2 separate regions of the Homo sapiens genome follow, and region 2 is linked to region 1. Evidence: chromatin loops called from intact Hi-C (ENCODE). Cell type or tissue: natural killer cell. All regions are shown on one strand.

Evidence for each region. Hi-C counts contacts between places; a loop is a spot of excess contacts. Peaks named below come from ENCODE experiments on the same cell type or tissue, not always from the same donor. Only the 100,000 strongest peaks of a DNase experiment are listed, where the experiment ranks them.
Region 2: it touches region 1 in a loop (2.1-fold over the local background); 44 of 110 quality-filtered maps call a loop at or near these places.

The regions. Positions count from the first base shown.
Region 1 is chr5:90,936,567-90,944,566 of GRCh38, reverse strand. All of the region lies in intron 83 of ADGRV1 (adhesion G protein-coupled receptor V1), which reads right to left. Among named protein-coding and RNA genes, the nearest start is that of LUCAT1, 370 kb to the left of the region's middle. In natural killer cell, no CTCF peak of the experiment used is centred here; a DNase peak (open chromatin) is centred at 3,786; H3K27ac peaks cover 832 bases.
Region 2 is chr5:91,080,753-91,088,752 of GRCh38, reverse strand. All of the region lies in intron 86 of ADGRV1 (adhesion G protein-coupled receptor V1), which reads right to left. Among named protein-coding and RNA genes, the nearest start is that of LUCAT1, 230 kb to the left of the region's middle. In natural killer cell, no CTCF peak of the experiment used is centred here; no DNase peak of the experiment used is centred here; H3K27me3 peaks cover 269 bases.

The DNA of each region.
Region 1 (8,000 bases):
TCCAGTTTATATAATCTCTAGTGTATTTACTACATAACACAGAATGAGTGTTTACTATACTTAATCAGAATATACAACCTTGGTTATCTCTTTTATAATTCTCTCTTCAAAACCAGGCAAACCAATTGGTATTTCAATGTCATGTGTTTATTTTTTCCTCTTTTTCTTCAAGTAGGACCTAAAGGGAAGGTACAGTACAATCATCATAATAAAAAAATGTATACATGTAAATGCCTGCTGCCCTGATTCACAGAGCAACTTGGGGTCACTGGGCATCTGTAAAAAACAGAGTCACATACTACTGGAACTGCAAAATACCTTAAAGACTAGCAATTCCAACCCCATTATTTCATCAATGAAGACAATTAGCCAGAGGGAAAAAAGATTACTTAATGTACTAAATAAATACTTTTTGGTTAGCTTTTAGGTATCAAAAATTATCCAGGCATTGAGTATATAGAAATGAATAAAATGGACTTAAAGCTTGCCTTCATAGAATTCCCATGTTAGAAAGATAAACCAACAAATTAATATATAACTACAAATATAGTAAATACAATAAAGATAATTTAAAAAGGGGGTTGGTACTGGGTTGAATAGTGCCCCCCCTACACCTCAATTCATGTATACCTGGAACCTTAGAAGTTGACTTTATTTGGAAATAGAATCTTTGCAGACGTCATTAGATAAAATGAGGTCTTGCAGAAGTGAGGTGGGTTCTAAATCCAATGACTGATGTTCTTATAAGAAGGCCATGTGAAGAGACCCAGACACACACAGGGAAGAAGGCCATGTGACCACAAAGGAAGGGGTAGGAATGTTGCAGCTGCAAGCCAAGGCACACTAAGGATTGCTGGGAACCACCAGCAGCTAGAAGGAGGCCAGGAAGGATTCTTCCCTACTTTTTAGATGGAGGATGCTGCTGGAAACATCTTGAATTTGGACATGTAACCACCCAGTTTACGGTAATTTGTTACATTAGCCCAAGGAAACTGATAGAAGCTCCACTTTAGATGGGAAGGTCATGGAAGGCCTCTCTGAGGAAGTGACATTTTAGCTGTGATCTTAAGGACAAGAAGGTGAGGGTCAGGTAAAGGTGAAGAGAGAGATTATGCAGGTCAGGGAACACAGCTTGTGCCACAGCCCCAAGATAAGGAAGAATGTGCCAGGTTCAAGAAGGTGTGTGATCTGTCCAAGGTCATAAGGCCAGGAAGTAGCAAAATTGGGACTTGATTCCAAGTCTTCTGATTGTAAGATGAGTGGTTAAAGCTTTTCTCACTACATCCCATATCTCAGAAGAACCTTAAGAACTAACCAACCCACCCACCCACCCCTTACTGTTCAATTTTCTGAGCAATTACAAGTGAAGTTGTAGAGGCACCACCACTGGCTAGAGGCAGGTGGTGCAGATATTGTGGACAAAAAATACTTTTATGAGAGACAGGGAAAGGCCAGCTTTAAAGAACTACAATCTGTCCCCCTAGCCAAAGCACCCTAAAGAACACATGTGACAGCCAGTTTAGTCAGTCATCAAATCTTGCTGATTACTTATTTAAATGTCTTCCTAACTCTTCATTGCAGAAGGGGCAGAAAAGGCTTCCTGGAGTCTATGACTTGGGTCCACAGGTCTTTTCCATTCAAAATCACCAATAGGTAACCACTGTGATAACCTTCCTAAAGTATTCATCATTATCTCTGGCCTGACTAAAAAGCTCCAAGACTCCCTTTTCCTACATAGTTATGGGTGTAGTTTAAAATCTGCCTCAAAATGGGTTTTGTTTGATTTGCCTAGTGTTTTAAAAATCCAGGTACTTCACACAATCGTTCAGATAATCAATTTCTCTTGAAAAATAAGAAGTCCTTGCCATAAGGAATGATTAGGTGGAGGTAAATAATGGCTTCCTCTTAGGGCACATATTCACCTGTTACCACCCCTTTTGCCAGTCCCTAGAGCCTCGCTGAAGTAGCTTCTCTGGCCCCAGAAGGCATTTGGGTTTTTAATCCCTGATCTAGAAAAAGATTAACTTTACAATCTTTAACCTGACCCCACTGTATCTGTAAACTTAAGCTTCTCACTAGTCTCAAACTCAGAACCCACTATTAACCCTGAGAAACTCTCCAATCTTCCATAACTATTTCATACTATTCCCTCTCCTCTCTCCTTTCAGCCAATGGGACCCCTCTTCCAGGGAATAACTCAAGTTATAGCCTTTTCCAAATACACCTAGTCCACTGTTTTTCCAGAATTAACTCCTTATTGTGTCTGCCTCTTAAGAGTTTTCTTAATTGATTACTACCTGGCATTGTTAGTTTATTGTCCAGTACATAAGTTTCTTCAAAGATTATGGGATCATCATAAACTCACTTGCTATCATCTTAGCACTCTGAAGCTACAGTACAGATTAGCTTTCATAAAATATTTGGCCAATGTACGGTGTCAATGAGTCGACAACTAAGAAAAAGTGGCTAGTTAACAATGCAAATTATTCACTTTTGGTTTAGATAAGATAGGCTTCTTGTACAACCTCTTATTTCTGGACAATTCCTTACCCCATGGGTATCTACCAAAGAGTGAGGAGGAATAAAGAACATGGTTTTCTTGCAAATTGCTCCAATATAAGGCTTTGTGAGAAGAAAAATTGAAACCGATGTCTAAAATAAGATTATTAGATTATTCAGGTTTTTCATGACTACAATTACCACGGAAAATTTAAAATCAATTGTATCATCACATATTGACTTCCAAAGTCATTACAATATTATGAGTTAATTCTGGATAGCATCTACTAAATGAAACATCAACATACACGCCTAACTTAGCTGTGGGTTTTATTTCATATGCACCTGAACTCAACTGGTGAGAATCTACCCTAAAGTTGCTGAATCTTCAAATTCCTAAGGATGTCTGCATGGCAGAGTGTTTGTGTTAAACATTTCTCCCAGTTTTGTCTCCAGTCCCTGTATTTTTGGTTGGGGGATGGGGTTGGCAGTGACTCCTAGAGTGAAAACCATCCAGCAGGTTTTAAATAGTTTTGGATTGCTGCCTAGTAGTAGTAAACCCTGAAATTAATGAGACAGAACTGATTTGACAATGATGAGCTTGAAAGATACCAGAAGACCTATAATCACCTTCTTGCCCACTCAATTTAACTCATTCTTAAAAGTCATTCTCATTTTAAAAAATGGCTATTTGTATTTTAAATATTCACATGACTGATCATATAATGTTAATCAATTTGACTGCCTTTACTTAAGAAAGTCTTTTGTAACTTTAATTTTCACCAGGTGTTATAAAAGATATCCTGTCTCTATTTATTTAGAGCAAATGGAGTTTCTTTATGCACATTCTACAATATTGTAACTAGATATCGTTTTGAAGGAGTTTTATTTGCTTTGGATGGTGTTATCTGCTTAGACTTTTTTTTTTTTAAGTACTTTTCCTTGCCATGATCTTAGAAATTCTCTAAAAGCTGGTTTTGTTTTCATTTTTTTCTCAGGAAATGTCCAAAACTAAGGATGCTATTTTACCAGTATCCACATTCAGTTCTAAATGGGAGGGGGGAAAAAAGCAAATCTCAGGAGGGGAAATGCAAAAAGCACTGCTGTAGCACAAACAGCTACTTCTGTGTCTCCTTCACAGAAGAATAAGAAGTTTGTGAAAACATTAGGCCTATAACCACACAGTTAAATTACATCCTCTAAATGGCCTTTACAGTGAACCTGAGAAATGAGGCAGTGGCTGAATGTAATTCCCCTCTGAGTGTGAATGCTCCTCCTTCCTGTGCTGGTCCCACCTCTTTTCTCTGTGTCACTACTAACTAGTGCCGGTTCAAACTGGCTGGCTCCAGCCTTTGCAGCATCCTTTCTCTCCTTCTGTGGGCTTTTGTTTGAGTTATAACAGAGCAAGGCTTTTTGCTTCCATGCAGTTTGTGAAATTAATCCACAAACTGAAAAACATCACAGTATATCACTCAATAATTTATTATTGACCTGGTTACCTGAAAAAAATACCTGGTACAAAACACCACCCTATTTATACCCAGTGCATATATGTTTACAATTAAACAGAGCATTGTACTGAAACTCAGCCAACTCACCTGTATAAAGTCCCATTGCTGGCAATGGCCAAGTATGGAATAAGAAGCAGCAGCAACAAAATCATGGATGATTCATAAATTCACAGTAAATGCCAACCATACCTGGCCTTTTGACTTAGCTTGGATTCTTAGTGAACACTAGATAGTAACACAGATAATATATTTTCTCTTTGTGGAATAGTTTGAACACTGAGTGTGCTCTTGTATTTCACAAAATCAAAGCAACTCATATTTTGGTTACAAGACAGAATCAGATTTATATCCAAGTCCTCAAAAGACAGTCAGTGAGGGGAGGTAGATTCTTAGCCTGAAATAACTGCAGTTCTTTTACTGCTCTGCTAGTCTGCAATAAATGCTAGGAGCTGTTTACAGGAACAGTTCTTCAGAAGAAAACAAGTCGACAATGCATTTTGAAGGCCTAAGGAAAATAAGAAGACCAAGTTATATGCTTGAGAAAACACGTTATTTCTGAACTATGTGAAGATATGAGGCTAGGTAAGAATGACAGGAACTTCTTACATGGAGAACTCTAAAATGGCATCAGGTTTGAAGGACAACATATATATGTCTAATCTCTCTTAATCTCTCCAGGAAATCAGATTATTGTCTATTTTCCACATGAGGCCACAGAGAATAATGGTCTAACTTACAGGGCTTTTCTAAGGTTCACATAAGAGTAGGACAAGAAAGTGTTTAAAAACCTGGAAATCACTATTCAAGTATCAGGTATTATTATTTTAAAGTCAAGTAAAAAAAAGCAATTCTGCCACCTGTACAGCATCTAAATTTTCCCCTAAAAGGTTGTTTATGAATTCTAAATATTATTCCCAGATGAAGAGAGACTCTTTATCCTAAGTTATCATTTTTTCCCATTTGCTTTCATAGTACTTTATATCCTTGTCATTTAGAGCATTTTATTTACAGTAACATTAATCCACAAATATCTTCACAAAGCAGAAGAAATTCAAATTGCATGGAAAGTCAGCTGTGAGCCTAGAGTGGAATTCACATTTCCTGACCTTCAGTTTAGTGTTCCATCTGTTAGGCGCTGGTATTTGAATAATGAACTCAAATTAACCTAATCGTCATTGCTCAAAAATTCATTAATCACAGCAGCAGATCAGAACAAAATGTGTAAGTCAGTGAAAACTAATACCCTAAAACTGCTTTTAAGAGTGATTTCTCACACAGCTACCTAATTAATGAGAGAAACTCTAATCTGTATCTTGTATCTAATTAAATATGGGCCCCTTCTTTGATTATGTTTTAAAATGTAACTTTGAGGTTTAAACTGACAATGTGCTTCCCTTTCATTGCTTTAGTTTAACTTTGTTTTCAAAGCTGGAAGAAGTGAACATGTTTTCTAAAACTGGCACCTTTGATTGATAGACAAATAAAACAGATTATCAGTCTTCTCCTGTGCTTATTTTATCTTAAATCCATAACAATAACATTAGAATAACTGATAGTCTTCCACCAGCATAGATTTACTATCGAAAATAGAGAAACACAAGTATATATGTATGTGGTTAGGATTTCTTGTGGCAGGTTTCTAGAAATGTAATAAGAATAAAAGTGGCTTCCCCTAGATATACTTCCTGGGTTGAAAGATAACAAAAGCAGATCCTAGAATCATCACTTTACTTTTCCTACCAATACTTTGTAAAATAAACAATCCTAGAATTATACTTTCTTCAGTGTTTCAGTGATTAATAAAAACCCTCTCTGAGCAAAGCTATTATTAACAATAAGCTGGAATGTAGGTTCCAAGAGGGTAGAGATTTTATATGATCTGTCTGCTGTCATATATCCAGTGCATAGAGCAGTGCCTGGCATATAATAGGTGCTCAATAAAATATGTGTTGAGTGAAAGGGAGAGGGGAATTAAGCAGAGGTTCTGGCTGAGGGAGCACCATCATATCCAGACTAGATCACAGAAAGCTTTCATACAAGTATTCACTGGGGAAGTCTTTAAGTAATATCTTTTGGCACTCAAACATCGCCAGTCTCACTGTTATCTTTTCCCTCCAAAAAACCATACTTTTCAATGTTTATGGTAGTATATTGCATTAGGAAGTAAATTATAAGTAACAGCCAAACAGTTCTAAGATTAAGCCAATCTAAATAAGAATAGCTTCAAGTTAATTCAAAGTAAACTTTTCAGAGCCATGAGTACCAACATGGATGTAAGGAAAGAAAAGGTTGCTTTTGTCCTAATTGACATTAAAAACTATTGAATGACAGACAACTCCAAAAAATTTTTTTTTTATTTTCCCCTCTTACTCAACCAGGCTGTTTGGGACTCTCAGTTCAAGATGCACAATGAGTTCAAGCAGGAAAGTCCACTCTAAATACATACCAATGATGGATTAAAAAAATAAGGTTGGGGAGTAAAAATGATGCCAAGGACAAATACAAGCAAACATTTTTTGTGAACCAGAAACGGAACAAAAATCAAGACACTGGGCAGGTACAAATAAAAGGCAATTAATAAAATCAACAATTTGAACATAAATGCACTTTAGATAAAATTAACTTTATGAAACAATCTGACAAAGGTATTAAAAGAATATGCTAACAATGACCAGAAATTAATAAAGACAAAACCGTCAATAAAAACAATGAATTCATAAAATATACACAGTCAGAAGTGAAATAAGAATAGGTAAAGATGAAAAACACAAAGCTTAAAACTGAAAAAAATACAATCACTGGCCGGGCGCTGTGGCTCACGCCTGTAATCCCGCCACTTTGGGAGGCCAAGGCGGGCGGATCATGGGGTCAGAAGATCGAGACCAACCTGGCTAACACGGTGAAACCCCGTCTCTACTAAAAATACAAAAAATTAGCTGGGCGTGGTGGTGGGTGCCTGTAGTCCCAGCTACTTGGGAGGCTGAGGCAGGAGAACGGCGTGAACCCGGGAGGCGGAGCTTGCAGTGAGCCGCGATCACGCCACTGCACTCCAGCCTGGGCGACAGAGCTAGACTCCGTCTCAAAAAAAAAAAAAAAAAAAAATACAGTTACTGCAATTAAAAGATACAATAAATGGGATAACTTTAAACTGGGATCAAAGGGTGAATTAATGAAGGGGTAACAAAAACTAAGGAACTTACCCAGAATGCAGCACAGAAAGATAAGGCTTAAAATTATGATGTAATATTCATGCTACAGAAAAGACCTCCAACAAATCTTCCAGAAAAAGCGAATGAAGGAAATAGTAAAAGTATATGAAAAGTATTGCTGAGAATTTTCCAGAATTAAAGAAATACATAAGTCATTAGGTTGAAAGTACAAAGTACTAAGTAGAAAAAATAAGGATCAAATATATAAGGTTAAACCTAGATGAATATATATTGTAATGAAACTGGAGAATCTTAAAGTCTAGTAGAAGGAGAAAATACAAATTATCTACATTAGAATAATGGACTGACAATAAACTTCTTACTGGTTACAACAGATGGTAAGAAACAATGAAATGATATTTTCAAGGTGTTAAGGAAGTATAAGTATTAACCTAGAATTTTATACCCTGTCAACCTATTATATTATGCAAGATTGCAGGCAAAATAAAGACATTTTAGACATATTACATTTTTTATCCAATATTATTAAATTAGAAATCAATAATTAAAAAGTAGCAAAAAAACCATATGTTTAAGAAATTTTAAATGCACTTCTAAATTAATTCAAGGAATTAAAATAGAAATTATTAACTGTTTAGGACTAAATGACAGTGAAAAGCACTATATGCTAAAATTTGTTGGAAAGCAGCTACGGTGATACTTAAAGGTAAATTTAGACTTAATTGTATCTACAAAACAAAACTAAAATAAGATAATTTAATTTAAAAGCCAAGTAAAGATAAAAATATAAACATATTAGGTAGAAGAAAATAAATAATAA
Region 2 (8,000 bases), 140 kb before region 1:
TTAATGGTTAAACTGGTTCACAGGTGTGTCTGATATTATTAGCAAATATATGGTAGATATTAGAGCTTCTTTTTGCCCCAGGCTCATAACTACATGCTTCCATTTTTCTTTTTAAGAGTAGAAGCATCAGAATCTTATTTAACTCTGGGTACTATGAGTTTGACATTAATAGTTTAAGACTAATGAATGAGCAGCCATACAGTTTTTTGGTCACTATGCTTCCTAAGCTTCCCAAATGGAGCTATTTCCACTATTCAATTTCATGTTTAATAAACTAGGCAGATCTTGCTACATTCTTGTTTTGTTTCCATGCACTTATTTTTTTACCGGGTGGAGTTTGTCCAGTTACAAAGTCTGTGAAAGATGTTTGTAAAAAAAATTTTTTTTCATGGTAGCAAAGCAGCTTTAATATAACCATGGATTAAATATTTATTTGCAAATACTCTGGCATTGGGGGAAAAAGATGGGGAGAAGGAAATCACATGTCTTGGAGATTGTATAATTCAATGAGTATAAGAATCAAATGATGTTTATTTCAATTACTTATTAATTTATAAGTATTCTGTTTTACAGTCTCTATAAAATTGTACAACAGAGCTTTATGTAACTATGCAACACATTTAAATTTTTCCTATAAGCAAATTTCCACTTCTTCCTTGAAGTTGATGAATCCTAATTGTAAATCACATTATTTGCCTTCTCGAAGGCTATTTATGATAAAATTTAAAGCTTGCCTCTGTCAAATTCAATTAAAAGAAAAAGATCTCTTTTGAATATAAGCCCTCAGCCAATTAAATGTTAAAAAATGCACTGAGGTTAAAAAATATGACTGGGTGGAATTTATTCACAAAAAAAGGCAGAATGATTAAAAGCATGGACTCTGGAACCAGGCTACTTGAGGGCCTTCACTAGCTGTGTGACCTTGTATTAGTTACTTAACTGCTCTGAGGCTCAATTTCCTCATCTGTAAATTGAATATACTATTAGTGCCTCCCAAATAAGGTTTTGTGGATTGTGAGGATTTATTGGTTGAAAAGTGGAACACTTCGAACAGTTCCAGATAAACTTTGGCTGCTGTTTGTTATTCAAGAAATATATTTCTTCAGCATCAAAATGTATTAGATAAAATGTGATAGATAAAATGTTGAATTACATCTGGATCTGCTCTCAATGATTATATACATTCACTTCGGGAGGCCGAGGCAGGTGGATCACCTCAGGTCAGGAGTGCAAGACCAGCCTGGTCAACATGGTGAAAGCCCATCTCTACCATAAAAAAAAAAAAAAAATTAGCCGGGCACAGTGGTGCATGCCTGCAGTCTCAGCTACTTGGGAGGCTGAGGCAGGAGAATCGCTTGAACTCGGGAGGCGGAGGTTGCAGTGAGCCAAGATCAAGTCGAGTGCACTGTACTCCAGCCTGGGCGACAGAGTGAGACTCCGTCTCAAAAAACAAAAAACAACAACAAAAAGATTATATAGTTGTGCATATTACATATATATTTGTATATACCCTATAAGAAAAGGTAGGAGATAAGTATTATAAGAGAGATTTATAAAAGTTACATAAAAATTCAGGGAAAACAAGAGGTTCTTCCTATTGATGATTATCAGGGAACTTTGGGGAAAGAAGAAAGAATTTTGGCTGGGCCATGAAGATGGGCCATATTTGAACATACAAATATTGAGGCAAAGGCAGTGAGAGCAGCATAAAGAGAGGCAAAAAGCAAATGCATAAATTACTGTAAGTTGTTCCTTTTGGCTGGTGTTAAAGGTTCCCATGAAGGTGAGTAACGAGATGTTTGTAGCACTAGGTCATGAAGGAATATTGAGGGCCAGGTTAAACAATACATAATTACTTTACAGAAAAATGGAGTGCCATTTTAAATTTCGGAGAAGAGGTGTGGCATATTCACATAGCTTAAACTCACAGGAAAGAAAATAGGTTGGTGGAGAGAATGCTAGAGGCAGGGACACCAGTTAGGGAAGGATTGCTGTGGTCTCAGTAATGAAGGCCTGAGGTAGGGGAATGGCATAGGAGTGGCCCCTGCAATGTAATGAAGGGGTAGGCACAGAAATTTAGAGACAGAATCTCTAGTAGTACCCTCAAATCAGAAAAGAGTAAGAGAGCTTAAAAATATACAGATTGTGGGACTTCATCACCAGAGATTCTAATTTAGTAAGTCTATAGTGAGACTCATCAAACCATAATTTCTGAAAGCATAAGCAATTCTGATGATCAGTTAGTTTGACAGCCACTCATCTGAGAGTATGAGTATGAAGTGAAAGAAATTACCCTAGCTTTTAGGTTAGGAAAACCAGAAAAAGTATCAAGAGGAAGAAGAAAAGAAAGGAGTGAAAGAATAACACTGAGATCAGAGCAATTAGGATAAGGCAGAGGAGCAAAGTTGATGACAATATCTGTACATCTTAAGGACAAGCGATCAGAGAGAAACCCAAGTGAATGTATCCAAAAGACATTTGAAAATGTGAGCTTATATTTGGAGAGAGAAGTTAGGCTCAAGTTGATAGATCTGAAAATTATCACTATGATATAAAAAATGCAAAGGCAATCCCTGGAAAATACATATACTTCAGAGTTTTCAGGCATAAGAAGAAAGGGCTATGACCTGGGAGTTAGCAGGAAAATACTTGTAAAAGAATAGGGTGTCGTGAAAACCAAGAGAGATGGACTTTTCAAGGAAGGCTGGTTATCAGTACTGATTTCTACAGAAGAATTGAAGGATATGCAGATGAGAAGAGTGGTCAGTGGATTTGGTGTCCAACGTTATGAGTGATGAAAGAAAGAGAATAAGCAAGGTACTCTGAAGGCTTAACTGTGAACACAAGGTGATGAGAACAGGCAACTTGTATGAACTACTCTTCAAGAGTAGTTGTTGGTTAAAGAAAGAAGAGAGGCAGGGCAGTAATTTGATAAAGCAGCGGCATTACGAGTAAGCTCTTCTAGGCAGTGTAAAGTGATACATATTTCTAGATGGACAAGAAAGACCTACAGGAGAGAGAAATATTTAAGATGTGAGGCAGTTGTGGAAAATTCAATGAAACAAGTTCCAAGAGTAGGAAAAACAGATGAAAGGCACAATTGGGAGAGCTGGCTTTGGTGAGAATGAGCTACTTACTTTCTCATCTAAGATGAAACGAAAAATGGCAAAGAAGAGAGACGGCAAAGAGAAATGATCAGAGAACATAAGGAAAGTCGTGTGAGATAACAGCATGTTGTTTTCATGTCTTGACTAGACAGTGAGGATAGAATGTATAAAACACAGACTTCAGGGCAGTAGAATCTGTTTCAAAGATCGCTTAAGACTTATCAATTAAAAATAATCCAAAGGATGTCTCAGAAGCAGAGATGGCTTAGTTAAGAGTACTTATAATAAATAAGTATCCGTTACAGAGTAGCACTAATTGGCTGACAAAAGAGAACTGTGTGGCATAGAGTGGGTTGGTGATTGGCAAAATTTCCTTTTTTCTATATATATGTGTGTATACATATATAATATTTTTTAACTGTACTTAAAGTTCTAGGGTACATGTGCACAACGTGCAGGTTTGTTACATAGGTATACATGTGCCATGTTGGTTTGCTGCACCCATCAACTCATCATTTACATTAGGTATTTCTCCTAATGCTATCCTTCCTGCAGCCCCCCATTTCATGACAGGCCCCGGTGTGTGATGTTCCCCACCCTGTGTCCAAGTGTTCTCGTTGTTCAACTTCCACCTATAAGTGAGAACATGTGGTGTTTGCTTTTCTGTCCTTGTGATAGTTTGCTGAGAATGATGGTTTCCAGCTTCATCCATGTCCCCACAAAGGACATGAACTCATCCTTTTTTATGTCTGCATAGTATTCCATGGTGTATATGTGCCACATTTTCTTAATCCAGTCTATCATTGTTGGACATTTGGGTTGGTTCCAAGTCTTTGCTATTGTGAATAGTGCCTCAATAAACATATGTGTGCATGTGTCTTCATAGTAGCATGATTTATAATCCTTCGGGTATATACCCAGTAATGGGATCGCTGGGTCAAATGGTATTTCTAGTTTTAGATCCTTGAGGAATCACCACACTGTCTTCCACAATGGTTGAACTAATTTACACTCCCACCAGCAGTGTAAAAGCGTTCCTATTTCTCCACATCCTCTCCAGCACCTGTTCTTTCCTGACTTTTTAATGATCGCCATTCTAACTGGCGTGAGATGGTATTTCACTGTGGTTTTGATTTGCATTTCTCTAATGACCAGTGATGATGAGCATTTTTTCATGTGCCTGTTGGCCACATAAATGTCTTCTTTTGAGAAATGTCTGTTCATATCCTTTGCCCACTTTTTGATGGGGTTGTTTGTTTTTTTCTTATAAATTTGTTTAAGTTCTTTGTAGATTCTGGATATTAGCTCTTTGTCAGATGGGTGGATTGCAAAATTTTTCTCCTATTCTGTAGGTTGGGTGATTGGCAAAATTTCTTAAGGAGGAAGCCAAGCTAGTGAGGAAATCAGGGGGGCTGGTGAAAATATCCTTAACAGTTCCAATCTGAGGTTCCAGATTGTATTTTTCAAGAACAACTAAGGGTGGAAGGAAGGGAGGTTACAATGAGGATGAAGAACAAGTAGGAGTAAGAAACCGGCAGAAGGGGACAGAAAGATGGTGTCTTCAGAGAGATGTGGAGAGGAAAATGGTGGCCTGGGAAGAGAGAAGATCATAAGAAATGGTAACCACAGTAACATGAATAGGAAAATGATGGTATAAGCAAAAAACACAGATTCGAAAATAGGAAAAATTATTTTGTAAAACAATATTTATTTCTCTCATGTTGCCCAAGCCAGAATGCAGTGGCTATTCACAAGCACACTCACAGTGCACTACAGTCTTGAACTCCTGGGCTCCAGTGATCATCTCACCTCAGCCACCTGAGTAGCTGGGACTATATGTGCATGCCACTGTACCCAGCAAAAGAAATTATTAAGCAGGGACATAGTGGCCTTGAAGTACAAAATATGTGAAGAACAAAAATATTTCTGACATCTTATTAGAGGAGTGATCTTTAGCAACTGACTGCAAGGAAAGTGATACTTAATGAGGCAGGCTATTTCAGTTATGCTAAAGCAACTGAGAGAGTACTTCTGTGAGGATCAAAGTTTGTTACCGCCTCTGGCCCAGTGATATTCACACTTCACCTTTAATATGGTATACTTTTCTCTGAAAACAAAAAACAAAAAACAAAAAACAACATATTGTAAAAACGTCACTTTCTTCTATTCACTTGAGTTTTATAATATGTAAACTGTTGAGTACAGCATTAGATCATGGGTATTGTGCTAACCATTAATTTTTTTTCTTTTTATTATTATACTTTAAGTTCTAGGGTACATGTGCACAACATGCAGGTTTGTTACATATGTATACATGTGCCATGTTGGTGTGCTGCACCCATTAACTCGTCATTTACATTAGGTATATCTCCTAATGCTATCCCTCCCCCATCCCCCCTACCCCATGACAGGCCCCAGTGTGTGATGTCCCCCTTCCTGTGTCCAAGTGTTCTCATTGTTCAATTCCCATCTATGAGTGAGAACATGCGGTGTTTGGTTTTCTGTCCTTGCGACACTTTGCTGAGAATGATGGCTAACCATTCATTTTTAAAGAAATTTATGATTCAATTGCTAATTCCCCAAATTACCTTTCCCTACTTCCTGTTTCTCTAGTACTGGTAAACCCATTTTCCTTTATTTCCGGATCTCCTCTTTAATAATGTACCAGTTGATTCATGTAATTAAAGTATGATCATACAAAGGATTGTAGACTATATATTTCCTTAAAGAACTATGTAGGCACTGAATCATAAATTAGAGGTAACTTTAAATAATGAAAATAACAACAAATAATACATGGAAAAAGTTGCAAACCAAGAATGGAAATACAGGTAAGAACCTGGGAGAGAGAGCCATAGTGTGTTACAGTATCACCATGTTGATACCAACTAAAGTGGCTCATAGACGAGGTTGAGAGAGAAACACAGTGCTTTCGTTGCCATACTTATTCCAAGATAAAACAGCCTCAAAAATTTTTTCTACTCTCTAGTCAAGTTTTATACATACTATTTCTGAATACAAATCTTAGAGAGATACATTTTAAAAAATCGGTAACTGTATTTTCATTACCCAAGAGTAGAATGGAAGACTTCGGTCATCCATTTTTTAAAAAGTGCTCTTTTAAAAATGCTCTGTAAAAAAAATTTTAAAAATTAGCTGGTCATGGTAGCACGTGTTTATAGTCCTGGCTACTCGGGAGCCCAAAGTGGGAGTATCTCTTGAGCCCAGGAGATTGAAGCTGCAGGGAGCTATGATTGTGCCACGGCACTCCATCCTGGGCAATACAGTAAGACTCTGTCTCAGAAAAAAAATAGGATCTGCCAGGAAAATTAAAATTTATTATTAATTTGGAGAACAATGGCAAGGAAATAGATAGGAAACTTACTTAGCCTGAATACAAAACTGATAAACAATGGGAATGTTTCATTAATTCTCTGGGTCAAACATGGTATGGCATGGCAGTGATATGCACATGTCAATAAGAGATGCCAGCCACATTAAGGGTTAAAGAGTGTGCAACACACCTAAACAACAACATCTTTGTTACCCTCAGATATTAGCTTTAAGTGTGTATCACATTAGCATATCTTCCACTAACACCTTACTGAAGCCTATTTATCATGGGTATCAAGATGGAAATTAGTTTCAATTCTATTCCGTCTCCTCTCTCATCACCATAAGTGATGAACTCAGCAAGCAACAGTGAATTTAGTTGTGCTATTTAAGTCAAGTTTTATCAGAAGTCATATCACTTTTAGGTGGCAGCACTAGTTAAGTATGGTTAGGACATTAAAGACTATGTGGAGAAGTAGTGAATATTTATTTTATTTTTTAAATTTTTATTTATTTATTTACTTTTGAGACAGAGTTTCACTCTTGTTGCTCAGGCTGAAGTACAATGGCATGATCTTGGCTCACTGCAACCTCTGCCTCCCGGGTTCAAGACATTTTCCTGCCTCAGCCTCCCAAGTAGCTGGGATTACAGGCGTCTGCCACCATGCCCGGCTAATTTTTGTATTTTTTGTAGAGACGGGGTTTCACACTATGTTGGCCAGGCTGGTCTCGAACTCCTGACCTCAGATGATTCACCTGCCTCGGCCTCTCAAAGTGCTGGGATTACGGGCGTGAGTCACCATGCCCAGCTCCTGATTTTTTCCTTTTATTCTATAGCCTAATGATTGTCATTAGATGATTTTATGACATGGCCAATTTTGCTTTTTAGAATGCTTCAGTGTGGAATGGGGATAGACAAGAATTGAACAATATTGGTCTCAAGACAGCTGTAATAGTCTAAGGATGAGATGATGGGAGACATCACCAAGGTGCTATGGACTGAATTGTTTCCTCCATCCCCCAAATTTGTATGTCGAAGCCCTAACTCCCAATGCAATGGTATTTGGAGATGAGGCCTTCAGGAGGTAATAATCTCATGAAGGTGGAGCCCCCATGATGGAATTAGTGTCCTTATAAGAAGAGACATGAGAGGGTTCTCTCTCATCCATGAGAGGAGAGAGCAAAATGTCCATGCAAGCCTCGCCAGGACCTGAATCAGCTGACGCCTTGATCTTGGACTTCCAGTCTCTGGAACTGTGACAAATAAATGTCTGTTGTTTAGGACACCCAGTCTATGGTATTTTGTATGGCAGCCTGAGCTAATACACCAGGCAAAATCATGAAGAAAGGGAGGGGAACATTTGAGAGATATTGATGAAGTGTAGAGAAGAAAGGAGTTACATATCTGACTGCATTCTGTACCAATTACATATTGAAAGGGTTCTTATACTAATAAAAATACTAACACATATTGAGGACTTAGTATGTTTCAGGAACTATACTAAATACTTATATGAATTAAAATTTTATCTTTCACACAACTGTACGAAATTAAATAGT